Regions from separate parts of the Homo sapiens genome. Here region 2 is linked to region 1. A link is a loop called in an ENCODE intact Hi-C map of the cell type or tissue named here. Cell type or tissue: left ventricle myocardium inferior. All regions are shown on one strand. Each heading gives the region's core, and the rest is flanking DNA. Links, peaks and the distances in the headings are about the cores only.

Region 1 (15,644 bases), core at 5,821-8,320:
TAACCATTTAAATATATTTTTAAATCTCTTTTTAAGATTCTCAACATTGCCGTCTGGTGGAGAAGTGGGTTTTTTTTGTTTTGTTATGGTTGCTGATGTATTTTTTTCAGTTGATAAATAAAAATTACATATATTTGTCATGTACAATAAGTTTTGAACTATGTGGAATGGATAAGTTGAGCTAAATAGCACATGCGTTACCTCACCTCTTTATCATTTTTTTGGTAAGACTTGAAATCTACTCTCTTAGCAATTTTCAAGAATACAATTCATTGTTACTAACTATAGTCATCTTGTTGTAAAATAGATTTCTTGAATTTATTCCTCCTATCTAAAAGAAATTTTCTATCCTTTGACCAACATCTCCCCAGCCTCACTGCCCCAGCTCCTGGTAACCACTGTTCGACTCTCCATTTCTATGAGTCCAACTTTGTTAGATTCCACCAATAAGTGAGATCATGCTGTGCCTGGCTTATTGTAGAGCTTTTAATTACAATCTTTGTAAAAGTATCATTTCATATATATGATATTTTAAAATATCAAAGTAGAAAAATGCCTCATATTTGGATATTTTTAAAATTTTATAATGACTTTAAAATTTGAGAATAATCACATACATACATAAATCATTAGCAACCTATATTTTTATATGATAGATACATACATATATCAAATTTGTAGAGGGTATGTGTACATACATATACACACATATATAAGAGTATATGTATATATATAATACACACATACATATATATGCAGTATGTATGTATATGTTTACATGAATTTGAATATGTAGATAAACAATATTTTTCAACTGAGAACACAAATTTAAAATAGTATTTTCAATTGAGAACATGAAATCAAAATAATATTTTCAATTGCCTGCAGACTGTGAACCAAGCAAAATTGGTGGTATCAGGCATATGCATAAAACATCTACTCCTTGATCTGTTGATGTCCAAAACTGAGCCTGCTGTAACGCTTTAGAAGACACAGTGCAATTTATTGAAGGTTGCAAGGAAGTGATATTGGTTTCACAATCAATAACTATCAATGAATTGATATAATTTAAAAACCAAATATATGAAACATTTAAAAAATATTAGCCAATCTCTTAATGGTCTATTCCCTGATTTTATAGACACTAGGGGTAACTTGGAAGTTTTATAAGGCATTCTCTTTTATCGAACATAGAACCATATATTGCCTTGCTTTGCCATGTCTATGATAGCTCTTATCCAGCAGATGGCAGCACTTGCAATATTATGACATTAAGAAAAAATTAAACTCATTTGAACAATACATATTTAATTTCTATCAATATTTATAAATTTACAAATACTTATGTGTTTATACAGTTTATTTTATTAACCCTATAAAAATAACATATAGCAAATGCAACTTACTGAAATATTTAAGACACATTATTCATGACAAAAAATAGACAGAAATATAAAATCTGCACTAATAAAGTCACAGAATGTAAGGAAATCCAGTTATGCTCACCAAGTTTAGAATATTTTTGTATTTAAAATAAAAATAACCTATTGTTTATTTGTGTAGTACTTTCAAAGAACCTATCACTTGGTATGCATATTAAGCTTAGATTACCTCCAAATCTCACTAAAACTATTTGCTTGGTGAATGACATTTTAAAACTAGATGTCTTCAATTATTTTAAATAAAATGATTTATTCATCAGTACATATTACTTAACCACAATTGAGTAAAACCTTCTAATTTCCTTTAGAAATAGTTTCACATATGTTAAATTTCACATAATATAAAACATCAAACTAAGAACACATGCCTATAAAATTTTTCTGTATTTTATTAATTCTAAAAATAAGACTTTTCAATATATGTATCCTTCTCTCCAAATTAATATACGCTTGCAGGAAAAGCATTTCAATTGGTTAGAAATATGTGATATTGAAAATTAGATGGGTGAAGCAAGTATCTTTATTTTGGCATTCTTAGTGTCAGTCAAAAAATCAGAAATTCTTCCAAATATGTGGAATTTATCTGGGATTTAGAAGTGAGAATTAAAACATAAGATGCACAGCTATGTCACGCCACAAACGCATCTGAAGAGGGGAGAGTAAAGGGAAACTTTCATTGGCAAAAAGTGAAGTTCACATAAACTGCTTGGAAACAGAGTTCATTGGTTTCACAGAGTCAGTGACAGAGTTAGTACCAGTTCATTGGTGGAGATGCCATTATTGGGTAGGTGTTCTTTCAATCTGGGGTTAGTTTAGAAAGTCCTTGAGACAGTCTTTGTCTCCAGCATACAAGCATGAACCCTCCCCTTTTTTTCTCCTGGCTTTGACTAAAAAGGATTTCATCCCAGTATCTGCAAGTTTCATATTAGTGATATATACCAACTAACAAAAGAAAGAGCAATGACTAAAAACTTCTAAAATCTAACAATACATACTGGAATTTAAATATTCTTAAACTTAACTAATATGTGAATTAAGACAAGTTACCCACTTTGTCTTATTCATATCCCAAGCCACTGCATCCTCCAAGTACCTGTTACTTTCTAGTGTTTCACTGATGCTTATAAAACAGTCAATTAATGTTACTCAAACAATCTCCTTTTCCTCTCCTTTTGTAGCTTCTGATTGCCAATGTCCTCTCTATTACGTTGAGATTATCTCATTATTGCCAGAGGCTGCCTATGTCTTTGCTGTTTAAGCCCCAGAGGAGTTCAGTATCCTGTTTAAAAATGGACATTTCTCCCTTTTGATCCAGACTTTGTCACATATTAACAAGCAAACAAATCAGTATAACCTGTGAACTTCCCACCCAAAACTTTGTATCATCGAGCTCTCCTTGAAGACAGCTTCTTGACAATTTGCTTATAATCTCTCTATCCACAGATCAACAATTAACACCCCACCCCCCAACACACAAAATTAAACCTAAAGGCAACATGAGTTTGGGTTCATTCCGTGTGCCGTAACGACTCGATTGTCTTCATCACTTTTTCTCATCAGTTACAGTATACATCCTGACTTGGGCATAAAGTTTGCTCTACCATGAAACAAAACTGAAAATATTCTCCAACTGTCATGCTTCAACAGATATAACCAAAAGATTCTAAATTCCTTTATGTAAAACTCTACCTACAAACTTACACATTTAGCGCTGACCTCTAAAAGATCTCTTGACCCTAGTCAATCTTTTTCATAACTCCATAAAACTAGTTAGTATAATTTCACAGTAGCTAATGTAATTATTTTCATTCTATGTAAAATGAACACTTTGTTGATAGGTCAGTTTATATTTCCTCTTGATTACCCTAAATTGCCACATCAATCATTACTTAATTACAGGTACATAAAAATCCACACAATTAGTATGAGTAGCAGGGGTTTTCTCACTCTCTAACTCTTTGAAACAGTACCACTAGGGAGAAAGTCACTGTCAGGTACTAGGAAGCATCTGAGAATATATGTTGTTTTTTTGCTAATGAATTAGACTGTGATAGTCGTACAGATATTAGCAGAAACTATGAAGCTCCTGGGTCACAAACAACGCAGTTTACTACTCATAGCTAGAGCGGTACTCAGGATTAAATATTTTGCCCTTTCCCGAAACAAAATTCATGCAGGGTAATGAAATGAGGACCAGGTATTTCCTGCACACACAGTGTGAATTGTTATAAAACACCCATGATGGAAGGCCCAATCTTCTTTGCGCTCTCTTGGCCAACTTGCCTATCCTCCCATTCAGTGAAAAGACATTATCTTTATTACCTTGGAATGTCATTCAAATCTGCTACAGGGAAGGAGATATTTCTATTTTTACTGTCCTAGAATGTAAGCAAATCTGTTCCAGGTCAATGAGTCATCTCTATCTTCCAAGGCTATCCGTTTGTCAGAACAGTCTTGAAAAGATAGTCTGGAAGACATCCGTTGTTAATGTCTAGACATGTATATACATTAGAGACACATGGATGTCAATCATTTCTTTAAAATAATATGAAATTACCCCCATTTTTTGTATCACTTTGTTTTCTTTGAGTGTTGCCCATAACAAATAATCCTAAAAGAGGGAGATTTTTCAAAAAAATGTTTATTATTGCTCATGGTTCTGTGGATTGTTTGGGCTGACCTAGGCAATTCTGTTACATATGCTGCTGGCTGGAATTGTTCATGCAGCTGAATCTAGCAAAAACTCTCCTGTCCTTGGAAGATTCAAGGCAGTTGTGCTTATATGTCTAACATCTCAGCTTGTTAGGCCTTGGTCTCTAGCAGGAGAATGAAAAGGCTTATATAGTATCCAAGCCCTGTGGAACAAATGTGAAAGCTGCAAGCTTCTTAAAACCTAAGTCTGTAACTAACTTCCAAAATTCCAATGATGAAAATGCATTTAAAGTCTAGTTCAGATTCAAAGCATAGGGACATTAATTCTACCTCTTGATGGTGTGTAAGGATGGAAAGATTTGTTGGTGGCCATATTTTCTGACAATCTAGCATACTTGTCATTATGTGCTATTTTGGGTAAGTGTGCAATTTGTACCCTTATTAATGCATTCACATTTGTGATAGATGAAGTAAATGGTAAGCAGAAAATAATAAGGATGTTCTGGGACTTTTAAAAATACAATATTGACTTTTTGACAGCTTGGCCTCAAATGTTTTAAAACAGATATATGTGAGTTTATAATTTTCATATTAAAAGAGTGATTATTAATGTTTGACATTTTCCTAAATTGGACTTACACTGTGTTACTCACATTAGAATGAAGTGCTCTGCTAAATTATTAAAGTAAACTTTATTATACAGATCATTTGTCTCATTTTTACTAAAAAGAAATAAGTAAAATAACCTTTATTTAAGTAGTCAGAATTGACCAAAAATGTTTCATCATTACTATTTTAAAATCAGGTAGCTTCACCTCAATTTGTAAATTTCAGTTGAATTTTCATTACATAAATTAAATACATTTAGTAAACCCATTCCATCAACATTACTTAATTCTACTTCTTACTCTGAATATATCCTGTATCTGTGGTTCCCAAAATGTGTGTTGAGCGTACCACAGTGAACTTTTAGGGGTGCAATAAGACATTTTATATTTTCAAATGAAACACAGAAATACTCAACATCTGTCATATATTATACAAAATATTAACTCAAGGTAACTTAAAGTTTCAATGTTAGATAATTCTGTATTCCTTTTAATTATATCACATCTCTACAAAGCTGGAGTTTTGGCACTTACTATCAAAGAATGCACGTGTTACCAGAAAGGGGTCCTGATTCGGACCCCAAGAGAGAATTCTTAGATCCCATGCAAGAAATAAATGGGGACGAGGCCACAGAAGAAAGTAAAAGCAAGTTTATTAAGAAAATACAATAATAAAACGGTGGCTACTTCATAGGCAGAGTAGCAGCATAGGCTGCTTGACTGAATATACATATGGTTATTTATTGATTATATGCTAATCAAGGGGTGGATTATTCATGAGTTTTCCAGGAAAGGGATGCAGATTTCTCAGAACTGATGGTTCCCCCTCTTTTCAGACCATATAGGGTAACTCCGGGACATTGCAATGGCGTTTGTGAACTATCATGGCGCTGGTGAGAGCGTGTTTTAGCATGTTAATGTATTATAATCAGAGTATAATGAGCAGTAAGGACGACCAGAGGTCACTTTCATTGCCCTTCTAATTTTGGCACATTTTGTCTGGCTTCTTTACTGCATCCTGTTTTATCAGCAGAGTCTTCTGATTCTGTCTTCTGCAAGAATCTATATTATCATCTTTAAAGCAAAGCTTATTCTTAGACTAAGAATATTTTGCTCTTAAGGTATCATCAGGACATTCCCTGGCTCTATTAAGTCCCGGGTCTGTTCAGTAAACATTATTAACCTATTTCCTTAACTGTGAATATCCTGTTGACTAAGAATGCCCATCCTCCTAGGAATACAGCCCAGTAGGTCTCAGCCTCATTTTACCGAGCACCTGTTCAAGATGGATTTGCTCTTGTCCAAATGTCTCCGACGCAAGTACTGTGGAAAGTCAATGTGCGCTATGAACATTACAATTATAACTAATTATTGGCTTTCAATTTGGTGTTCAGGCAAATAAAATAATCATCTTTTATTCACTTTCTCTCATATTATCTAACGTGGTCATTTTAATCATTCAGAAATAATAAAGATATTTTCTTTAGGATATTTATGATAAATTAGATAAATTATTTTAATAATCTGAATGATAGTCTGTCAAATGTTTTATTATTCTGGTCTAATGTGACAGGTTACAATTCAACCATTCGACCATTACACTTCAGTTAGGCAAACAATAAGTAATTTATAACTTAATTCCTCTTCCTTGAGTCTTCCTCCCCTTTGGGTGTCCCTATGTTGGTGAGTGTTTGTGTGTGTGGGTCGAGAGGGGCACACCAAGAACCACATGTTAAACTTTCCAGTCAATGGAATCTCAGATTCCCATTAGTCTTTGCTACGGATTATCTCATCTATTCTATTTCCAGACTGGCTTTTAATGAGATATACAGATTCTATTTGGCCTAATAGGGAACACCATGCAGGAATCTGCTGCTGCAGTAATACAAATTTCTTTTATACCCTGACTTCTTTGTCCTGATACCAGCCTACCAGCTCTCCTCTCACATCCAAGATCATTCAAGTTCTCCAGTGAAGAGGAGGATGGCATATTAGATTTATCAAAATATCTGCCTCTCCTGTCACCACTGAGTCAACATTCCAGACACAATGCTCCACACATTTTTGAACAGGAAAAACTATGAGAAAGGGGCTTCTTCCAGAGTTCAAAATAGAGATGGTAGAAAAACACCCTTGCCCTTAGAATTCCATTCAGTCTCCTTAGTACATTCTTCTACATGACCTGGGGACACAGAAGCAAGTCAGGGCACATTTGTCTAGGCATCTACTTCCTTTCCAGATTTTTTTTTTTTTGGTTGTCAATCTTTTTGGTCCACTCTTTTTTCCCATGTGTTATATCTTCCCTGTTTTTGACGTAGAATTTTCTTCACCCCATTTCCAGGAGTTAAATGGCACAATGGATATTACAAAAGAATATTTACAAAAACATGAAAATCAAATTAAATTGATATTTCTTTATTGGAGCTCAAGTGCAGGAAATTGAGTGAAAGTCCTTAGGTGATATCATATTCTCATTTCAGTTTAATATTGTAAGACTCTGTTAAAATGGAAATTGTTCTAACTGCTTTGGATTGAGGCATCAGAAGACCAAGATATATCAGTATTTGGTTAAGTATCTCCATATCCAAAATGAGATGGTAATTAATGTATGCAAGACTTGTAGGAAGATATGTATAAACCTGTTTAGAGAGGCAGAGTCACCATAAGCCTTCAGAGTATAAATAAGTTTGGGGTTATTGGGAAAGAAGAGATGATCTCTTTGGAAAATTTTAGGATTTGGTGGCATTTTCTTAAATCTACATGGAGATGACAAATATGTTATTTATTCTCATTTATAGTGAGAAGGGCTTCCAGGAGACCACTCAGAACTTAACCTGTGCCTCTTGATTCTGAGTGATGCACTTAGGCTAGACCCAAACCAGGAAAGCTACAAATTAAAGACTGTAGGCTAGGTATCTGATGATAGTCTAGTCTAGGGAACTAGACTTTGTGAAGAATGACTAACTCCTGTAAATTTTTTGGGCAAAGGATGACCAATTGTTGGTCATGAACAAGATGTATGCCGAGAGGGAAATGGCAGGTCCGGACCCATTATAGGAAGTTTTTTTGTTTGCTTGTTTGTTTGTTTTTCCCCAAAACCTTCCTGCAGGCATAAGACTAGAAGTGACCTGTTAGGAATTGTTAAGTGATAGCACCTGAAGTAGCCACACAACCATGTTGTGTGATCCATATCAATAATCCTCATGCATGGCCAATCTACCAGTTGATTATTCTGGAAAGAGAATATTCTCTATCATCTGAAAGAATCAAGCAGAAAATATGAAGGGGCTGATAGCAGCTGGCCAGGCAACCTGTACTTTCATCAGCTCTGTAGCTCTTCATGGCTTCTCTATTGAATTGTGTCCTTCACACACACCTCTCACCCTTGGCTATAGCTGCTAATTTCTCTATTGCGGAAAAATGGGTACGAAATAGGTGTCCTGGATGGGCATGGTGGCTCACGCCTGTAATCCCAGCACTTTGGGAGGCCAAAGCGGGCAGTTCACCTGAGATCAGGAGTTCGGGACCAGCCTGGCCAACATGGCAAAACCCTGTCTCTATTAAAAATGCAAAATTTAGCCAGGCATGGTGGCACACACCGGTAATCTCAGCTGCTCAGGAGGCTGAGATAGGAGAATCCCTTGAACCCAGGAGGTGGATGTTGCAGTGAGCTGAGATCATGCCTACTGTACTCCAGCCTGAGCCACAGAGCAAGACTCTGTCTCAAACAAAACAAAACAAAACAAAACAAAACAGAATAGTTCTCCTAAGTAAAAATGGAATGAAGCAAGAGCGCCATTTAAAAACTTTTGCTTAACTTAGTCTGCTATACCCAGATATTTTCTATTACAAGCTGTCTTCACCTGGACATATATCATATTATGGAAGCTTTGTTTGCCCAGGCATTGTCAGAATTTTGTATTAGTTTATAAGATTTATAAGATCCATACTTATGCCTTATTTCATGGCTTCTTAAGAGTTGAATTGGGAGCAGAAAGCCCTTCCATCATTAAAATTCCTTTCACTTATATTTATTTTTCAAAGTTTACCATGCACATTTCATGGCATGATACATTATGTGTGTTTTTATTTATTTTAGCTCTGGGGAAAAAAATAAAGAGGCATCCGCAGTTACACATTTGGCCTTGCTGTTCAGAGGAAGCAGAGTATATGAAAATCTTTAATCTTCAATGTGTACAGCTCATAGTTTCCCACCCAAATGTTGACTAATGAGGACTGAAACTGCCAGAATCCCACATATATTGTCTCTTTTTTCAACAAACACTCTCTCTCCTGCAAACACACACACAATCAATGAGCCCTTTTATGACTAATTTTTCTGGAAGCTTCAGCATAAATGTCACTTCTATTTGGAGTCTTGCTTAAATTTTCAAATTCAGTTAGGTCCCCATATTACAAAAAAAAAAGATTATCATCATTCATAATTGTTATTAACCAACTATATTATATATGTACATATCTTTCCTATTGCTATTCTGATTACAGTACAATCTAGAAGTTCTGGATTCTTTTTTCTTGTTGACTGTATACAGCATCCAGTGTTCTGACAATGATTAAGTTCTCAGATTATTTAATAAAGTGATGAATGAATTTATGATTGTCATTTAAATAAACTATGAAAGGAGAAGAGTAGTGAATATCAAAATCTGGCTTTCAAAAAACCAAAAATCAAAATTCAAAATGATGCCAAAGGTAAAGGGATAGAGATGGATAGATATATAGGCAGGAGTGTGTGTGTGTGTGTAGGTGTGTGTGTAGTCATTTAATGGTGGGGCAGCAGTGAGTCGTTTCACAATGAATGATTTTCAAACTGACTTTGAAACAAAACTACAAATTTTTGTTGTGTTACTAATTCTTAAATAAGATATTTATTTAGGTTTATTTGTCATTCCTATTTGCAATAGCAACATAGATCAAAGATAATGTTCAATTATAGATCACTTAGCTTACCAAGAAGTACATGTTTTTTAAACAGAGAAGGCTTTAAATATTGTTGCCTTATGGGCAAATTCATTCAAGTGAAGAAATAAGCCTCTAGGACAGCATTACTTAGAATTACTCAGATTTATCTACGTGAGGTTTTGGGATAAAGCTCCACATAAAGTGAAGGAACAGATGGACAAGTGTTATATTTTTGGCAACCTGTTTTTCATTATATAAACTAAATTGACTGTTTTGCATATGCGTGGGGCAGAGTACTAAGTATCTCTTTGATCTTTGTGATTACTGCAAATAATGCATGTCTGTTACACAGATGCCTTTTAAAGGACATATAAAAACAGTTGACATTTATCCAACCATTTTGTTGCTTTGATAATGATTTCTAGACATGTTAAAGGTTATAAATGAGAAAGTTAGTCAACATTTAGTTGGTCAGAAGTTACTCATAAAATTAAATAATTAACTAATTTTGATACAATTATAATAGTATACTTTAGTGCATGTTTAACCCCAAAGGAATATGATTACATGTTTTGTGCAACCTTGTACATGATTAAAATGATCTACAAAGCAACTCCAGTTTGAGCTTATTTTTATACAAAGGAACATTTTGAAATTAAAGATACAGAAAGAAACTGAAAAATGTTTCAAAAACAAGAGCCACAAAAAGAGTGCACTAAATTAAACAGAAAACTGTTAAAAACCAAATGCCTTCTATGATTACAAAAATTATGTTTAAAAAAACTAGAATATATGTGATTATCTATGAATGTAATTATAAAGTTTTAATGGGCCGGGCACAGTGGCTCATGCCTGTAATCCCAGCACTTTGGGAGGCTGAGGCGGGCGGATCATGAGGTCAGGAGATCGAGACCATCTTGGCCAACATGGTGAAACTCTGTCTCTACTAAAATATAAAAATTAGCCAGGCATGGAGGCACATGCCTGTAATCCCAGCTACTTGGGAGGCAGAGGCGGGAGAATCACTTGAACCCAGGAAACGGATGTTGCCCAGTGAGCTGAGATCATGCCACTGCACTCCAGCCTGGTGACAGAGCAAGACTTTGTCTCAAAAAGAGAAGAAGAATAATTTTTCAATGACATGAATAAATAGAAACACATGCCATATCCCAGTGTGGGAAGAAAGGCTATAAGAATGCTTATATTCTCCAATGAATTTATAATACTAAATTTATTACCATCACAAATATTAGCTGACAATTTGATGAAAATATCTCTTGAGACGAGAAAAGTGCATGTGTCTAGCTACATTTAAGGACAACTAAAACAGGAAGTTGTTTTTTTCAAATAACAAAAACACATGTGCAAGAATGTAAACTTTGGCACTGACAATTGAAACTTATCTTCAAACATGTATTAATCAACTCAAAAGGGCACCTGACAACCTCAGTATCTCTTGAAAGCCACAAGCAACATGCACGGACAAATATTTATTTAGGCGTCCACTTCATGTGGAACACATGTGGGACATAGTTACATGAAAGAGTTCTCTTGAAGACTTATGACCTCTACCAGATCACATCAGGAGAACAGTGTTTCTGGTACTTTCTGTATTATTACTTTATTTGGACTTATTTGGAATTTACTATCATCCTCTTCAAGTTTAAGAAATGGGTTGAGAAGGGAGCAGAAGTCTGTGATCTTTCTAACATATTTGTTTTATCCTTTTCTTCCTCTTTCTCTTACTTCTTCACATCAAAGGTGAGGCTTTCCATAAGCTTTTCTTTTCTGGAAGGGGCTTCTATTTAATCATATTCTTTTTCAGTTTTAGGTGAAATGGGAACATTTCACATTTTATCAAAAGAAAACCTACATCTTGCTCATAAATTAAGAAAAATATAAAATACTAACACCACTGTAATTTCAAAACAAATTGCAGACAGAGACAAATACAATGAAGAAATGATACTAGTGGTAACTTCTAGTTTGTACCAATATCCAGTTAATTCAGAGCTCCAATATAATGAAGTGGACATGACATACATCACTTCTAGGTCTAGCCCTAGAACGGTTTGTCAATTCTTCAGTCTCTCTCTCTCGTTTTCTCTGTCTCCATAACTAGAATAACTTAACAGCCCTAGAAGCTGTGAGCACCACAAATGTAAAGAGGCATGACTCTAATTACTGCTTGGAGCAAAGTCACACAAGAGATTAGTGGCCAGAAACAACCGCATTGGAGTATGTGCAAGCCAGAGATTCATTTTTATTGTATGAAGCTAAGATAAACTGAATTATAAAAATTCATTGCAATCCATATGAGGTTTAAAAAAAGTAGAAATAAAAACGGGGAGCCAACAATAAAAGTTTAAGCTTTCATTGTGTAAATCATTAAACTTGATATTCATATAAATAATAAGTTAATTCCATTGCTAAATTAACTTTACTGGATTGCAAAGCACTTTATGACTTTTCCTGGATTTCCACATATTAATTTAACCTTAATTTTCTTTGTTTCCTGTGATTAAAAACACATAATTTTCCAAATATTTTATTCATTAAGTTTCTATTTTCTCTTAATTATCATAAACCGTAGAGAAGATTAATTGATACCTACATAATGTTACTACAATAAATATAATTTTAGTAAATACCTTATTAAAAACACAAAAGATTCTTTGCAAATACAAAATAATGATATATTCCTTTGAGTGTCTATGCTCTGCTTTTACCTTGGGAACAAAATGTTGCTAATATAATGTTTTATTTAAATCATTTATGATGTGACTTTTTGTATTTGTGGTTTGTATTATTTGTTATTATGAAATAGTATTCAATACTAAATTTAGAGCTGTAAATTTACTAATAAAGATATTGAAAAAAGATATATTTAGTCATAGTTTATCCTATCCTGAAAACCTATGAAATTTAAAGTAATTTTTAAATAATTTTCAATCATATAATAGAAAAAAGTGTTAGCATTCCAGTGACAATTAATAGGCCATGTATTGACCTGAAACAGCTTTATGAAATAGACTGATTTTGGAAGGGTAAATTTATTATATAAATTATTCACCATAAATTAACTTTTAACAGTTTTGTATACATTTCAAAATAATAAAATGTTTTCTTAAATATAATCTAGGATTCACAATTTCCAAAGACAGAGAAAAAGATTATAAACATTTTAATGAGGTTTAGTGTTTTAAAAGAATGAAAGTATTATATCATTTATATAGGCACATGCTTAAATGATTTTCACTAGTATTTGCCAACAGCAGAGGGAGATATTGAACTATAAATTACAATTTTACCATGCACATCTTTTGCAGAATGATTTATAGCCAGTTAGACATTTGATTTTGAACTTGCTTTTCTTGAAAAAAAACACCTTTCTTACACATATTTTATGAAGATATTTTTCTCTTGAGATATGTTTAACAACCCACAACCAATAGTGTTTTTAAATTTGAAAATTAATGGATTTACATTATGCTAATATATCACTTGATATTTTACTTAACGTCTAACTTTTAAATGTCAAGTAACTCAAAACTAATGCATTTTATGTTTCATTAAAACTGACTAGGGCAGTAAAGCATGATCTTTTACACTCAGCCAGACCTGAATGGATGCCTCTGTTCTGTTATTTACTAGTTGTGTGGCCCTCAGCAAGTTATTTTTCTTTTCTAATTTTCACTCTTTTTACCTGTAAAGTAAGGATCATAATAATATATCATTTAAAGGGTTGTTGTAAAGACTCTCTCTCTCTCTCTCTCTCTCTCTATATATATATGTAGTGTTTACCAAAGTAATTTTCCATTAAAGATGGTCAATATACATTTATTAATATTCTTGATATGATTACTATTTTTAGAATTCAAGAAATAGTGAATGCATAAAAATATATAAATCTTCAATTATAAATCATATACAACTAAATTATATAAAATAATGTTGATATACACATACTTTGTAATACTTTGTGTTCTAGAGTAAAATACATGACATAATTTATAACATTAAACATGCAATTAAATTTTGTCTGGTACATGATAATCATCCTAATCTTACTTGTAATATAAAATGTCCTTTTCGTGTTTTTGATTTTATTATAAGAACTGATTATTTATTTTAAAATGTTAATGTCATCAGAACACAGGCCATCTCAATTATATAATATTTTTTAAATGAGATTAAAGAAATAAAATGTGGGGAATAAGACAACATTGATACAAAGTAGGTATAATCTTGGAAGACTGTTATTTAATAACTTCGAATGAAAGTATAAGATTGAATTTAATTGTATTGAAATTAGGAGAAACTGTGGATTTCTTTGGGGTTCATAGCATTCGATGATTGCTATATCTTCCATTTCAATCCAACATTATTCTATGCAGGATAATTAAATTTAGCTCTTGTTAAATTATGTCACCTCATTTTCTGATTCATTTTATACTGCTGTATAATGTAAGGTATGTTTTCACTAAGCTTTATTATGTGAAACTGTTTTCCACTTAGCAGGTCCTACAGCTGAGGTTTCTACCATTTAATTTAACTTTTGGAGTTACATAAGAATCAATCATTGTTCCTGGTAGATGCTAGATTTGAAATTGATCTATAAGTACAGATGACACTTCGACAGGTAAGATATGCAACAAATAATATAAATTTCAGGCAAAAGGAACAGTTTAAACAAAGGCAGTTTGAGTAATGGAGGAATAGAAAGGATATTATCTCTATAAAAGGAATATATAATAATTTAACAATTCCTCAAGGATATAGAACCAGAAATACCATTTGAAAGAGCAATCTCATTACTGGATATATACCCAAAGAACTGTAAATCATTCTACTATAAAGACACATGCACACATATGTTTACTGCAGCACTATTTACAATAGCAAAGACTTGGAACCCACCCAAATGCTCATCAATGATAGACTGGATAAAGAAAATGTGTCACATATACACCATGGAATACTATGCAGCCATAAAAAAGGATGAGTTCATGTCCTTTGCAGGTACATGGATGAAGCTGGAAACTATCATCCTCAGCAAACTAACACAGGAACAGAAAACCAAACACCACATGTTCTCACTCATAAGTGTAAGCTGAATAATGAGAACACATGGACACACGGAAGGGAACATCACACACCAGGGCCTGTTGGGGTGGGAGGAAAGAGGAGGGAGAGCTTTAGGACAAATACCTAATGCATGTGGGGCTTAAAACCTTGATGACGGTTGATAGGTGCAGCAAACTACCATGGCACATGTATACCTAGGAAACCTGCACGTTCAGCACATGTATTTTAGACTGAAAGTAAAATTTTTTTAAAAAAGAATTTAACTGAGAGTCAATTTATGGAGAATTTTGGATTTTGGACTGAATCAAACTAGTAAAAAAAAAAAGAAAAAAGAAAAATCTGAATCAGTAAAACAGCCTAGTCATGAATTTATTTGCCAAACATTAGCAGATGATTCTGAGCTTGATAAGGACAGTTCAAAAGTGGAGAGTCAGTCTTTCAGGAGAAACCTGAGCACTTGAGAAAGATGTAGAGATTATCTGAGACAAAGTACCATGAGAATGATGTTCTGAAAGGGGAGGTGAAGGGAATTAATACATTTTCTATAGATCTTTGAACGCCATGGTAAAATGATAAGGTTATCTTATGAAAATATGCACCGATGAAGTTTAGTCTATAAGAATTTTCTTATGTCAAATGATCATACCCAGAAGCCAAGGTTCATCATTTTAGAATCACATATAGAGAATTTTCATTAACAGCTAGAGAAGATAGGCTTAAATCAAAACATTTTGGAACATCTTATTATATTTTGCAATTTATAAAAATATGACCACTAGGCAGGTGTGCTGATGACACGCGCCTGTAGTCCCAGCTACTTGGGAGGCTGAGTCAGGAGAACCGCTTGAACCTGAGAGGCAGAGATTGCAGTGAGCCAAGACTGTGCCATTGCGCTCCAGCATGGGTGACAGGGCGAGACTCCACCTCAAAA
Region 2 (15,644 bases), core at 7,599-10,098, 920 kb after region 1:
GTTATTAATTTATATACTGTAAAATATCTCTCTTGGTTGTAAAGTCTACTAATATGAACTTTATTTATCTTTAGTTTTCAGTCAATAACAAAGTGCCAGACAAAATGAATAAAAATACTTCCATCAAAGATCATCACAAAATTCTGATTAGGGAAGAAAAAGTTTCTAAAATAATTAAAAAAGAAAAAACGGTGGTGCTCTAAATGATCAAGTATCAAAATGGAATGAAATTTTTAACAGCAGGACTGGAAGCCGATTAAAATGGAAAACACATTGAAATTCTTTAGAAAAAAATATATATGTACTTATAACTCTATGTCTGGTCAAAGTATTAAGTGTAGATTAAATATGGAAACTCTCTAAGAACTGCTTTCCATTTAGTATGTCATGTGGCTACTGGCAGATGTTTTCAATTAATGTAATGTACTGATTTGTGAAAAATGAAGAAACTGAATGCAGAAAATGGGAAATTTATGATAAAAGGGCAATAAAGATAATTATCAGGAGCAAATACATCCATTAGATAGGCTGACAGATAACATAGGTGATCCCAGTTAGATTTCAGTTCCAGAGGAACTATTTTTAAGTGTAAATACGTCCCAAATAGTGGAGGATCCATATTCATAATAAAGTATTATTCATTTATTTAAATTTCAAATTTAACTGATTTTCTTTCTTTCTTTTTTAATTTATCTACTGAACTTAAGTAACCTTATCCAGGAAGGACATCACCAAGAAATGAAACTTCTAGATGGTGTGATGTTTAAGTATTTTTTATTTTTATTTTTATTTTTTAAATTTTACTTTAAGTCTTGGATACATGTGCAGAACATGCAGATTTGTTATATAGGTATACATGTGCCATGGTAGTTGGCTGCACCTATCAACCCATCATCTAGGTTTTAAGCCCCACACGCATCAGGTATTTGTCTTAATGCTCTCCCTCCCCTTGCCCCCAACCCCCAGATAGGCCCCAGTGTGTGATGTTCCCCTTCCTGTGTCCGTGTATTCTGACTGTTTGACTCCCATTTATGAGTGAGAACATGTGGTGTTTGGTTTTCTGTTCCTGAGTTGGTTTGCTGAGAATAATGGCTTTCCAGCTTCATCCATGTCCAATGAGTTCATGCAAAGGACATGAACTCATTCTTTTTTATGACTGCATAGTATTCCATGGTGTATATTTGCCACATTTTCTTTATCCAGTCTATCATTGATGGGCATATGGGATGGTTCCAAGTCTTTGCTGTTGTAAATAGCGCTGCAGTAACATACGCATGAATGTGTCTTTATAGTAGAATGATTTATAATCCAATGGGTACATAGCCTGTAATGAAATTGCTGGGTCAAATGGTATTTCTGGTTCTAGATTCCTGAGGAATTTCCACACTGTCTTCCACAATGGTTGAACTAATTTACACTCCCACCAGGAGAGTAAAATCATTCCTATGGCCGGGTGTGGTGGCTCACGCCTGTAAGCCCAGCACTTTGGGAGGCCGAAGTGGGTGGATCAACTGAGGTTGGGAGTTTGAGACCAGCCTGGCCAACATGGGGAAACGCCATCTCTACTAAAAATACAAAAATCAGCTGTACCTGGTGGCGCACGTCTGTAATCCCAACTACTCGGGAGACTGAGGCAGGAGAATTGCTTGAACCCGGGAGGCAGAAGTTGCAGTAAGCCAAGATCTTGCCACTGCACTCCAGCCTGGGTGACAGAGCAAGACTCCATCTCAAAAAAAAAAAAAAAAAAAAGGTTTCCTATTTCTCTCCACAGCCTCACCAGCATCTGTTGTTTCCTGACTTTTTAATAATCGCCATTCTAACTAGAATGCAATGGTATCTCATTGTGGTTTTGATTTGCATTTCTTTAATGACCAATGATGATGATTTGTTTTCAAATGTTTGTTGGCCACATAAATGTCTTCTTTTGAGAAGTGTCTGTTCATTTTTAAATGTGTTGAAATTATTTCAGAAATGTGAGGAAGAGAATAATCTGTTACCTAATAAATTTAGCAAATTTTTAAAAATCAATTATTAAATTTGGAAAAACATGTAACTAAATCAAAAAATGAAATGTAACTATAAAGGACTAATTATGTCAGTTGATGTGTAGTCATAAATGTAAAAATAAATCAGTTTGACGAAGTGATAGGGAAAAGAGGTGTATATTCCAGTGCATATAATGAATATGTTTGTTTTCCATACTAAAAAGTATTAAAAGGATAAACAATCATCTTCTATGGTATTGAATACATTGGTTTCTTTCACTTTTTGAGAATTATAAATGAAGCTGCCCCATACATTTGTGTGCAATGTGTAATGTACATAAGAGTTTGCTTAATTTGTTTTGGTAAATACTACAGAGCATGACTGATGGGTTTTATGGTAAGAATATATTTTGCTTTGTAAGAAACTGTCAAACTATCTTACAAAATGGCTGTGCTATTTTGCAATCCCCCTGATAATGAATGAGCATTTCTCTTGCTCTACATCCTTGCCAACATTTAATGTTGGATGTTTATGAAATATAAATAATGAAACTTCTAGATGGTGGGATGTTAAAGCATTTTTAAATGTACTGAAATTATTTTAGAAATTTAAGGAAGAAATTAAGATATTAGGAACCTTTAATTACTATAATAGTATCCTCATAATGTGGTAAATCATTTAGCGAGGTGGCAGCAAAGAGACTTTTTCACATATATAAACCATTTAATCTACCAAATTAAAAGAGTAAAATAAAATAATTCTAGAAATTAATGGTTATGAAATAAATACCAGGAGAATAAAAATGATGTTTATGCTAAATTTTTATTGTAAAGTTAACTACTGTTTGACTAGTGAAACCTATCTGTGACAATTTTTTTCTTGAATTGGATTTTTATTCTTTATTTTACTTTCACTTTGTTTTTTGTTCTCTGATTGTGGAATTTAACCTTGTATTATTTCTAATTCTGTTTGCAATTTGACTCAGAAAATAATAATATGTATGTGTGTGAGTGAGCGCACACAGACATACAGACATATTCATCCCCATTAGTGGTTTTGCTATTTATAGCACTAATAGATTATCTAATTTTTTTTTTGACAGATCCTCACTCTTGTCACACAGGTTGGAGTACACTGGTGCCATCTCACTGAAACCTTCACCTCCTGGGTTTAAGCAATTCTCCTGCCTCAGCCTCCCTGGTAGCTGGAATTACAAGAATATGCCACCATAGCTGGGATTACAAGCATGTGCCACCACATCTGGCTAACTTTTGTACTTTTTTTTTAGTAGAGACAGGGTGTATTAGGGTTCTCTACAGGGATAGAACTAATAGGATCTCTCTCTCTCTCTCTCTCTCTCTCTCTCTCTCTCTCTCTCTCTTGTGTTCACTCTCTCTCTATATATACATATACATATACATATATATGTGTATATATAGATATGTATATATAAAGGGGAGTTCATTAAGGAGTATGAAACTCACACGATCACAAAGTCCCACAATATTCCATCTGCAAGCTGAGGAGCAAGGAAGCCAGTCTGATTCCCAAAGCTGAAGAGCTTGAAGTCTGATGTTGGAGGGCAGAAAGGATCCAGCATGGGAGAAAGACGTAGGCTGGGATACTAAGCCAGTCTAATCTCTCCATGTTCTTCTGCCTGTTTTTGTGCTGGCAGCTGATTAGATGCTGCCCACCCAGATTAAGGGTGGGTCTGCCTTTCCCAGTCCACTGACTCAAATGTTAATCTCCTTTGGCAACACCCTCACAGACATACCCAGGATCAAAATTTTGCATCCTTCAATCCAATCAAGTTGACACTCAGTATTAACTATTACAAGTCCACCCCTTGTCAACTTGAACCCATACACATCTCCTGAGATCATACATAATCTTCAAATAAAGACAATAATAAGGTCATAATTATGCCTAACATAATGCAACTACCATTCATACAACTGGAAACACACCAACCCCCAAACCAAATTCTATTCCATAAAGTTAACACTGAAATGCTGATAGGAAGTCAATAAATCTTACGTCACATGATAAAGGAAAAGGGAAATAGAATGAAGCTGTTTTCTTAGTACAAGTGTATACATGCAAAACATGTTTTTAACAAAAGAAGGAGGAAATGCTCACAATAATTATAGTCCTCATTTTTGCAGCTGGTTACATGGTCGTAGCTGTTATTGATGACCACCTTCTACTACCCATTCTGTATTCTCTTTGCCTTCAGCAAGCACCTCAGCAGGTCATGGTTTTTTCCTGGTGGAGTGACCCAAAACTTCATTCCTGAAGGGTCTGGGCCATTTGTAGCCCTGCCTGGATTGAGCTGTTGTAGTTTCCCATTGATCTCAATCATAGGGCATGGTAATACTAAGAGATACCCTAATGGATCTCCTGTATTCCATGCATACTCTTCCTTGCCTCCATTGTGGAGTGGTAGACTGATTTCATCTTGATAGTCCGGGTCAATCACCCCAGCCGACACTGTAACTCCTTTCTTAGCCTGTTGACTTAAAGGTAGGAGCAGCCCAAAGTGGCCAGGTGGCAATCTTCACTTCTAGTTTAATAGAATCGTTGCTGTGTCTCCTGGTGGCAGCATTTCTCCCTCTGGAACTAAGACCTCTAGGCCAGCAGAACATAATGTCATGAGAAGAGAAAGCAAAAATTTTGCTAGTGGATCACTGGGGATGATGGTGAGTAGTGCCACTTCCACTTCCACCCCTTGATTCCTGGACCCGTGAATCCTGGCTGTGGGAGAAACAGTACCATATATTGGATGCTGATTCAGAGCATACACGGCCTTCTGGAGAACTTTGCCCCAGCCCTGCAAAGTATTGTTACCTAGTTGGCATAGTAATTGTGACTTCAAAAGGACACTCTACCGTTCTACCAATAGAGCTACTTTAGGATGAATGGGAACATGGCAAGACCAGTGAATTCCAGAAGCATGAGCCCACTACCACACTTCTTTAGCTGTAAATTGAGTGCTTTGGTCAGAAGCAATGCTGTATGGAATACCATGATGGTGGATAAGGCATTCCTTGAGTCCAGGGATGATAGTCTTGGCAGAAGGATTGTGTGCAGCACAGGCAAACCCATATCCAGAGTAAGTCTATTCCAATAGGACAAATCTCTCTCCTTTCCATGATAGAAGACATCCAGTTACAATCAACCTGCCACCAACTAGCTGGCTGTTCACCCCAAGGAATGGTGTCATACTGAGGGCTCAGTGTTGGTATCTGCTGCTGGCAAATTGGGCACTCAGCAGTGGCCATAACCAGGTCAGCCTTGGCTAGTGGAAGTCCATGTTGCTGAGCCCATGTGTAACCTCCATCCTTGCCACCAGGGCCACTTTGTTCATGGGCCCATTGAGAGATCATAGAGGTGGCTGGCAAAAGTGGCTAGTAGTGTCCACAGAATGGGTCATCCTGTCCACCTGATTATTAAAATTATCTTCTGCTGATGTCACTGTTTGGTGACCTCAGCACTCACATGGAATACAAATATCTTCACAGTTTTTGACCACTTGGAGAGGTCCATCCAAATACCTCTTCCCCAAATTTCTTTGACACCAAATTTCAAACATACTTCTTTCAAGTCCCTGACCATCCAGCCAAACCACTGGCTAAGGCCCATGCATCAGTGTATAATCACAGATCTGGCCATTTCTCCTTCCATGCAAACTCTACAACCAGTGCACTGCTTGAAGTTCTGCCCACTGGGAAGATTTTCCTTCCCCGCTGTCCTTCAGGGATTTTCTAGAAAGGGGCTGTAGTGCTGCAGCTGTCCACTTTCAGGTGGTGCCAGCATATTGTGCAGAACCATCTGTGAACAAGGCCCTAGTCTTCTTTTCCTCTGTCAACTGATCATAAGGAACTCCCCATGAGGCCATAGGTGCAGACTGGGGGAGAGAAGGCAGCATGGCAGGAGTGGAAACCATGGGCATTTGAACCACTTCCTCATGTAATTTACTTGTGCCTTCAGGATATCCTTGAGCCTGATCATGTATATACCACTTCAGTTTATTAAGATAATATAATTTTGTCATATATATGTTATGAGTAATCATGTAGCTTAAAAGTTTGTTGAGTAGCTCCCAAGATCTTGAGGAGGGCTAGAGAACTGGGCTTGGACACTTCCTAGCCAATAAAGGTGATCACAGTCAAGTACAGGACTGTTGAGTGAAGATTCGCTGCTCCTACCAACAGGCATAGACACGGTGGATTGCCTTCACACTGCTCTTGACCCACAATTCTTCTAGGGTTACTCTTGCCACTGTTATTCTATGAACTGGAGATGGATCCTACTGATTCCCCACCATAAATAACGGCCGTGGACGTTTATTTTTTTTGGTTCTAATTCAATGTCTGGGACAGGTGCATGAGATTGGTGGATTCTAGTTTCCAAGCACACACACTAACAGCAAGAGAGACTTGGGAAGCAAGAATCCAAAAATTTCAAACTCTGTTGTTAGAAGTAGGCATTTTGTTATAGTGGAAAAAATGCAAGTCACATTAATTTAATAAGAAGCAAAAAAATAATAGTAAGATGGTTTCAACATCATCAACTTTGGCTGTGCAATATTAGTATAATTATTTGTTCTTTTCTTTATACTTCTAAAATCATACATTTTTTCTAACATAATGCAATTATTTCTTGTACAATCAAATACATGTTAATCTTCCAATCGAAAGGGTTAAAGCAAATTACTATGAATTACCGAAACCAATGTAAGACCATAATCATCCAATCATGCCCATTAAAATCTTGCTTTTGTTAAAATGTTATCTTGATATTATCAACAACATACACCCTTTATTGAAGAAAAAAGAAAATGAAGTGTACAGAAGAGGGAAAGTATTTGCCTAATATAGCTATGCATATGACAGAGCAAGAAAGGAAATATGAGTTAATGCCCATAAGTCTTCATTTTTTAATTGTCAATAGATCGTAGTTGTTTTTTATTACTGCCTTGGTTTGCTAATCACACCACAAGTCCTGTACCACAGCCAACAACTCAGTTGTTAAGTTTTTGCCCTGTGAAGTAATGTATCTATCTATATATCTTCATGAATTTTTATCAGCTTTATTGATATATAATTAACAAATATATATTGTATATATTAAAGATGTACAAGTGATGTTTTGATATATGTATGTATTGTAAAATAATCACCATATTGAAACTCATATATCTATCTCTTCACATGATTACTTTTTGATGAGAACTCTTAAGATTTACTTGCTTAGCAAATTTTAGGCTCACAGTATACAATAATGTTAGTTAAAACCACATTGATATATATTAGATCTCCAGAACTCATTCATCTTGCATAACTGAAATTGTGTACCCTGTGACAAACATCTCCAATCTCTCCCTACCCCGAGCCACTGAAAACCACCATTTTACTCTATGCTGCTATGAGTTTGACTACTGTAGATTCCACATGTATGTGAGATCACACAGTATTTATCTTTCTGTGTGTCTGGCTTATTTCGTCTCACATAATTGCCTCCAGATTTATCTATGTCGTCACAAAAGGCAGGATTTCCTTCTTTGTTAAGGCTAAATATTATTTTGTTACATATCTTGTATAGCACGATTTTTTTAATCCATTTGTCAACAGACATTTAGGTTGTTTCCATATCTTGGCTATTGTCAATTGTGGGGCAATTAGCATGGGGATATAAATATCTCTCTGAGGCACTGATTTTAATTCCTTTGTCTGAATAACCAGAAATAGGTTTGCTGAATCATATGGTATTTCTATTTTTAATTTCTTGAGAAACCTCTCTACTATTTCCATAATGGATGTACTAACTTACTTTCCCACCAACAGTACACAAGCATTTTTTTTTTATCCACATCCTTGTCAACACTTATCTTTTGTCTTTTTGATAATAGACATTCCAACAGGTGTCAGCTGATAATCTCATTGTAGTTTCTTCACTCTTAAGGAATCTGAATTTTTATTGCCTCTGACTGTGTAAGGTGGTTGTGTTTTTTAAAGCTGTACCATTTCACTTACCATCAGAAATATAAACCTAGCACCTTAATGTATACTCTCTAAGAAGCAGACCCAGCCTCTAGAATTCAAGTAAAAGTAGTTGATTTGGAAAATGAAATGATTAAGGAAGTAGGGAATTGATAATAGAATAAACACCTATTAATGACTGTAGTATTAAGACAGCTACCCTAAAGTGCTATTAAGGCTTAATCCACTGGGGAAACACTGAAAGGATGCAAACGCACACTTCTATCAGCCCCATTCATGGGGTCAAGTATCTGTGGTTTTTATACCCTAACTCCTAAGCATCATTGGTGAGGGCTGCTACTGGGTGCTATATTTCCCTGCATATCCTGCCTGCTGCCAAAACTATGTAGGAAACTGATCTTTCCAAAATCCAAGGGAAAGGAGTTTTCAGCTTCAGGGATGTAGATACTGTTGAAAATCACCCAGAGAATATGAAAGGTCTAGGGAAAATGGGCCAGACATTGCCAGGGTGAGCTACATTTTGGGGTTCTCTTGGGCTTAAATTATTTTTCTTCTCCTTGTATTTACTAGTAACAAACACTACAGATTACATCACTGATGACTTCACAAACAGGACATTCATACTGTCACTCAAACTGCTACAACTGCAGCTACAGGAACTGGCTGCAGCTGCCACTGTCGCCTTGTCATCCTTGACTTCTCACATGATTAAATTTTAATTCAAGTCTATGGTAGGTGTGTTTGATTGGTGAAGCCTATATCAAGGATTTTACTGTGTATTAAAGGGCCTAAAAGATAAATATCAGTAGTTTTCACAGTTTAAAATAATATGAAGCAGTCTCTGCTTTACAGTTCAGTGATTCTCCAAAAGTAGGAAGGAAATTCAACTGCAGAGAAACTTAAGTGAATGAAAATTCACGTACAATCATCTTATATAAATTGTTTTTATTTCTTTCTCTCAGGATAACTTTCACAGAGGTAATGGAATTTTTATTACAAGAGAGAAATCTAAGCAATGTACCACAGTCTGAAGGTTAATTAGGTAGTGAGGAATAAACAACGGGCATTCCAAATATTGACTTTCTGTTTCTAAAACTATTACTTGTTCAGGTGGTTAAGTAGATTATGTTATTGGCAACCATCTGCACTTCTCCCTGGATTACACCTTTTGCCATAACCTTAAGGGCCCTTCAAACGTGAACAGTGTGCAGTTTTCTGTTTCTCCACATTAGCCTCAGCCATGCAATATCCTTTGGCCAACAGGATGAAGCAAAAGTGATGATGGGCCAGTTCTAAACATATACTTCAAGGGTCCCTACGTGTTTTCACCTGTGCATAAGTTCCTCTGAAATTGCCGTGAGAGTGAGAACATTCCTAGTAAGTTCATGGGAATGAGGTGTGGATTAGGGACCCTTGAAGCAGAGCCACCCACAGCTGAGCTCAAGCTAGATAAATGAACCATAGCTAGACACAAACAAATATGAGCCCAATTCATACCAGTAGAGATGCACATTATCACAAAATTTAGGTCAACTGACCTCAGTCTGGCTCAAGAGCTAAAACATTATTGTATGTTCCTTATATTTCTATGGGTGATTTTCCACACAGAATTTTGTTTCTATAGCTAATACCTCATGCTACCAAGAAAGGGAATATGAAATCTACAATTCTTCTGATGAATGCCATTGTACATGTTCCCTTCCTCTTTACTCTGCTGTGTGATCTTTTTATTAAGCCAAACTTGTAAATACCTCAGATGGTTAAAGGAGTGTTATTTCCAAGCATCTTGAATATGTGAACAGTGACAAGTCAATAAACAAACAGGTATGTCAATATATTGGCAACTTAAAGGATATACATAGTTTCTTCTTTAGTATGCAATATAGTTTGACTGTGTCCCCACCCAAATCTCATCTTGAATTGTAGCTTCTATAATCCCCACATGTTGTGGGAGGGACCTGGGAAGAGGTAATAAATCATGGGGGCGGGTTTGTCCTGTGCTGTTGTCACAATAGCAAATAAGTCTCACGAGATTTGATGGTTTTATAAAAGGGAGTTCCCCTGCACTGGCTCTCTTGCCTGCCACCATGTAAGATGTGACTTTTTTCCTCATTCACCTTCTGCCATGATTGTGAGGCCTCCCCAGCCATGTGGAACTGTAAGTCAAATAAACCTCTTTCCTTTATAAACTACCTAGCCTCAGGTATCTTTTTATTAGCAGCATGAGAACAGACTAGTTCAGTATGTGAAAAAATAAAAATGGAGAAGCATTTTAAAGAAATATGTGTTTTATAAATAAAGAAAACCATCATTTACCTCATAAACCAGATGATTTTTTTGTCTGCTGATTTTACAAAACTTATCTTCAATAAAAAGAAATGAATTTTACTAGTGTAGCAAAATTAAATTATTTTCTCTGCTGTAGTCCACAGTTTTGTCTTTTGAGACAAAAATGATTTTTTAAAAAAATATATTTGTTTATGTTTCTTGAGTTCCAGAATAAAGTCAGGCAAAACAATCAATAGTATTTAAATCATTATAATATTGCTCTTTAATATAATACACCTTAAAAAGTTGATTTAACACCAGGCTGAGTACAGAGTAGTTACACATAAATGTAACAAGTTAGAAAAAAAAAAAAAGAGAAAGAAATATGAAATCAGAAAGAAGGTCAAATTGACCAAAGAGGGAAAATGTTGGGGCCCAAAGTACTCAAAGGAGAAAAATGGAAGGTTGATTGAGATGAGGAAAAAAGAGATTGCTGTAGAGCAATCTATCACTGAAGAGGTAGACTGAGAAAGAAAAGGAAAAGGTTCTTAGGCAATTGCACAGCATTTGAGTGAGAAATCTATCACTTCCATCTCTCTTTATTTTTATCTTGATCAGTAGGATTTTGAAGTTTATTGTGAGGTGCACAAGTTTTCCTCTTAATAACATCAATGTTCTTATAAGTTCCTAAACAATATTTATATCTGTGCCATTCTTATATATCCATCCTGCTTTAAACGTATATTGTTTAACACATTGTTCAAACATATTCTTCATACTCTAATTTTACTGTAAATTTCCTATTAAAAATCTCTGATATTAGTTTGTTGTGTTTTGTGCTTTTTGTTACCCTTTGTAAAGGAGTAGTAGGACATATTTTTGTAAACTTACCAGTCTTTTTATGTGAGGTGGTGACCCCAAAATATACCACCTCTGAAATATTTAACACCCATTATCCACTATATGACCTCACTGTCTCTCACGGCATTGAAAGCTGACTTTAATGTTCTATAATCTAGAATTGAAATATGATTTGTTTCTTGCATTTAGTCCTTCTTCGTGCTTCTACTCAGTTCTTTTTCTTTCCCTGAAGTAGACTTATAAAGTTTCATTTGTTTACTAACGTGCCCCAAACTACAATCATCTTGTTTGTTCTCAGCTGATTGTCTCATTTTCTATTTTAAAAGTGGGAAACCAAAGTGAACTTGTTTTTCACCTACAAAAATCTTCACCTTCTCACCCATCCTCCCCTCATGTCCATATGGAAGAGGCTGGCGGCTGCTCTCGCACTCAACATCACATTTCCTGTGTTCTCTATCACCTGCGTGCCTCCCACACCTGTGGGATGTTGTATCATTGAATATGTACTCGTGATGATTCTTTAGCCACTACTTTTCGCTGGCTCTTTGACCTCAGTATTTAAGATTTATGCTCCTCCCATCCTAAGATATGAAACGAAACTCAAGATATGAAACAAAACACAGGCATTTTCTCCACTGTTTCTGTTCTATATTTTTAATCTTTTCGCAGCCAGATGTCTTGAAAAGAGAGTTTGAAGCACACTATCTTTACTTCCATTGATACGGGAGAGGGGTAGGGAAGTGTTGGGTAGAGAAGGGCGGGTGCCTGGCTAGGGCTCCACTCCAGTACCTGTGCCCATGGACCTAGGTGAAAACAGACAGTTGTTTTCTTGCACAAATGTTACATTTCCTAAGACCACCCTGGCCCGCCACGCCCCCATCCTGTGCCTATAAAAACCCCAACACCCTAGTGGGTACACACAAGTGGCTGAACATCAAGAGGAACACGCTGGCGTAAGGGCACATCAATAGGGACCAGCAGGCTGGCAGGCCATGGACCAGTGGGAAGATGTAGAGTTCGGCCGGGGCAGTCAGAGGAGAGCCCAGCCGCTGAGCAGCCCAAATACAGAAGAAAACCACCTTTCCACTCTATCTCCCTTCAGGCTCCCGCATCTGCTGAGCGCTACTTCTACTCAGTAAAACCCTGCACTCATTCTCCAAGCCCACGGGTGATCCTATTCTTCTGGTACATCAAGGCAAGAAACCCCAGGATACAGAAAGCCCTCTGTCCTTGTGATAAGGCAGGGATCTAACTGAGCTAACACAAGCCGCCTCCAGACAGCTAACCTAAAAGAGCACCCTGTAACACATGCCCACTGGGGGTTCAGGAGCTGTAAACATTCACCTCTAGACGCTGCTATGGGATCAGAGCCTCACAGCCGGCCCGTCTGCATGCTTCCCTTAGAGGCTTGAACAACGGGGCACCGAAGAAGTGAGGTACACCCCCATGAGCTACACCCCCATCTCACGCCCTGCGAGGGGGATAAGGGAACTTTTCCCGTTTCACCACAGCACTGGTACCTCAGCTCCTTGTGGTTAGCTCCAGCCTCCACTAAGCCCTAGATACTGAACTATCACTCCATCTTGAGGTTCAAACTTTTATCGAAATTCTGTTTGTGATAGACAACTGGCAGTCTCACAGGATGCTCAACTTCAAAATATACAAAATTAGCTTGTATTAATCAATCATCTTGTTGGTTCTTCTATATTTACTAGTTTAGTAATGACATTTCAGTTCTATACATTACACAGGTTACAATCTTCTTTTAATTAATTTATTTTTTTATTTTCTTTGAGACGGAGTCTCGCTCTGTCTCCCAGGCTGGAATGCAGTGGCGCCATCTCGGCTCACTGCAAGTTCCGCCTCCCGGGTTCCCGCCATTCTCCCACCTCAGCCTCCCGAGTAGCTGGGACTACAGGCGCCCGCCACCACGCTCGGCTCATTTTTTGTATTTTTTTTTTGGTAGTGACGGGGTTTCACCTTGTTAGCCAGGATGGTCTCGATATCCTGACCTCGTGATCCACCCGTCTCGGGCTCCCAAAGTGCTGGGATTACAGGCGTGAGCCACTGCACCCGGCCTACACAGGTTACAATCTTAAGACTCATTACAGAGTCCTTTCTGCAATGTAATTTCTTCTGTTGAAATACTTTATCATTCTTACACTTTTTTCATTCCTCAGCACTGTTTCCACAACTCCACTAAAGGCCTTAAAAACTATGTTCTTAAGTAGATAGATCCTTTCCTTGTTTTGTGTTTCACTCCCCTCACTCCCAGCCACAAATCATTCCTCTCATGCAATTTGAGTTCCTAAATTACAAATCTGATCAGGGAATTTCCCATGAATCAATTCTTCGATGACAACAAAGTTCAAATATAAGCGAGTACTTCTTCAGCATGTCACTCAAGCTGCATAGGAGGATACAGCTCATACACAGTGTCATGGTCTCCACCCATTCTACTTGCCCATTCATTTTTCTCTCCCTCCTCGATTGTTTCATTCCTCCCTCTTGGAATCCTTAACATAAATAGCATTGCTCAGAGAGAATTTTTGGACCACTTTCTTTTATTTTATGCTCCCTTAACATGCTGAACTTCTTTAACACAGTCAAACTACAATATTAATTTTTATATTAATATTAATTTTATATGTATTTTTCATTAATTTTCCCTGAAATACTTACACTCAGTAGTTGAGGCCAATTTCTTCTTTATTCATTATTTATACTCCAGCACCTAACAAATTATCTTAACTTGTTGAGTAAAGGAGGTTAACTCTATCTAAGGAGCACTGACAAAGCCTTCCATAGATTTAGAAAGGCAAGGATATAACATAATTTTTGCTACAGAAATTTTTCTCACTCCAATGCACAGTAATAGTAAAATACTGAGGCTGGTGGATGTTTTGTGAGACAAAGAGGTTATCTAAATAATATGGTGGCTCAGATCAGAGAAGTGGCAGGGAAATAGAAAAGATTAGACAGATCCCATAAAATGTAAGTGGTAAGAGATTAGTAAGACATGACAAGAGCTGATACATGGAATGGGGAAGAGGGAGACGGACAGCTTGAAAAAATCGAGTTTACCACTTGATACAATCAGTTGGACGGCGATGTTAGAGAACAGAGGAGAAAAGCTAGTTTGGGTAATGCAGATATTTTCTCTTGCATATGGCAATTCTACTGAGTAGAATTCATGTTAAAGCAAGAGTTCTAATGTTGTTTTATTCTTTAATTAAATATCCAACGTAGTATTAGGATTATGTACAATAAAAAAGATATGTATCACTAATTAAGGCAGATTTTCAAAGCAACTTTTATTCTATTTTAGATTTATTAAACACTAATAGTCTCTCAAAGAAAGCTTCATTAAATGTGCCTGAGATGATTCTAAGAAAAGTTCTAATTCAAAGGGTAACTCACCATGATCTTGAATTTTACTTTTCCTACACAAATATGATTTACAATAATGAAAACATGATTTTTGCCACTATTAACATTTTTATAAAGATGTTTTATAGTGCCCCAAAATGTTTCTAAATATTCTGTATTCATGTCTTTTTACCATTTCTTTTTGCCTATTTAGAAGCGTAAACTTGGTTCAAATAGCGAGTCTGTGCTGCCACCTGCTGGAAAATGTGAGAAAATTGTCTGTTTTAATGGAATAGCAGTGATGTATGCTGCATTAAATAAGAAAACTCAGGTAATGTTCATGATATTTTTTTCCTAATAAAAGATTATCAAAATGGGGCCGGGCGCGGTGGCTCACGCCTGTAATCCCAGAACTTTGGGAGGCCGAGGGGGGCGGATCACCTGAGGTCGGGAGTTCGAGACCAGCCTGTCCAAGAAGGAGAAGCCCAGTCTCTACTAAAAATACAAAATTAGCCGGGCGTAATGGCGCATGCCTGTAATCCCAGCTACTCGGGAGGCTGAGGGAGGAGAACTGCTTGAACATGGAGGTTGCAGTGAGCTGAGATCACGCCATTGCACTCCAGTCTGGGCAACAAGAGCGAAACTCCATCTCAAAAAAAAGAAGTAAAACATCTCTGATCTGTAAACGTTGCTCATTACAGAAGGGATCCTTACAACCTCACATCTTTTAAAGGCCCTCATGGGCTGGGCATGGTGACTCATGCCTGTAATCCCAGCACTTGCTACTGGGGGAGGCTGAGGCAGGAGAATCGCTGAGGCAGGAGAATGGCATGAACCCGTGAGGCGGAGCTTGCAGTGAGCCGAGATCGGGTCACTGCAAGCTCCGCTCACGGGTTCATGCCATTCTCCTGCCTCAGGCTCCGAAGTAGCTGGGACCACAGGTGCCTGTCACGATGCCTGGCTAATTTTTCTGTATTTTTAGTAGAGGTGGGGTCTCACCATGTTAGCCAGGATGGTCTCGATCTCCTGACCTCGTGATCCACCTGCCTCGGCCTCCCAAAGTGCTGGGATTACAGGCCTGAGCCACCACGCCCGGGCAATTTTTGTATTTTTAGTAGAGACAGAGTTTCACCCTGTTGGCCAGGATGGTCTCAATCT

What was found. Hi-C counts contacts between places; a loop is a spot of excess contacts. Peaks named below come from ENCODE experiments on the same cell type or tissue, not always from the same donor. Only the 100,000 strongest peaks of a DNase experiment are listed, where the experiment ranks them.
Region 2: it touches region 1 in a loop (5-fold over the local background); 29 of 110 quality-filtered maps call a loop at or near these places.

Annotation. Positions count from the first base shown.
Region 1 is chr13:85,813,878-85,829,521 of GRCh38, reverse strand. No RefSeq gene overlaps it. Among named protein-coding and RNA genes, the nearest start is that of SLITRK6, 22 kb to the right of the region's middle. In left ventricle myocardium inferior, for the core only: no CTCF peak of the experiment used is centred there; no DNase peak of the experiment used is centred there.
Region 2 is chr13:84,895,421-84,911,064 of GRCh38, reverse strand. LOC105370290 (a long non-coding RNA gene) reads left to right here and starts at 8,634. Exons shown (of 8, transcript XR_007063929.1): 1 at 8,634-8,719; 2 at 14,701-14,817. In left ventricle myocardium inferior, for the core only: no CTCF peak of the experiment used is centred there; no DNase peak of the experiment used is centred there.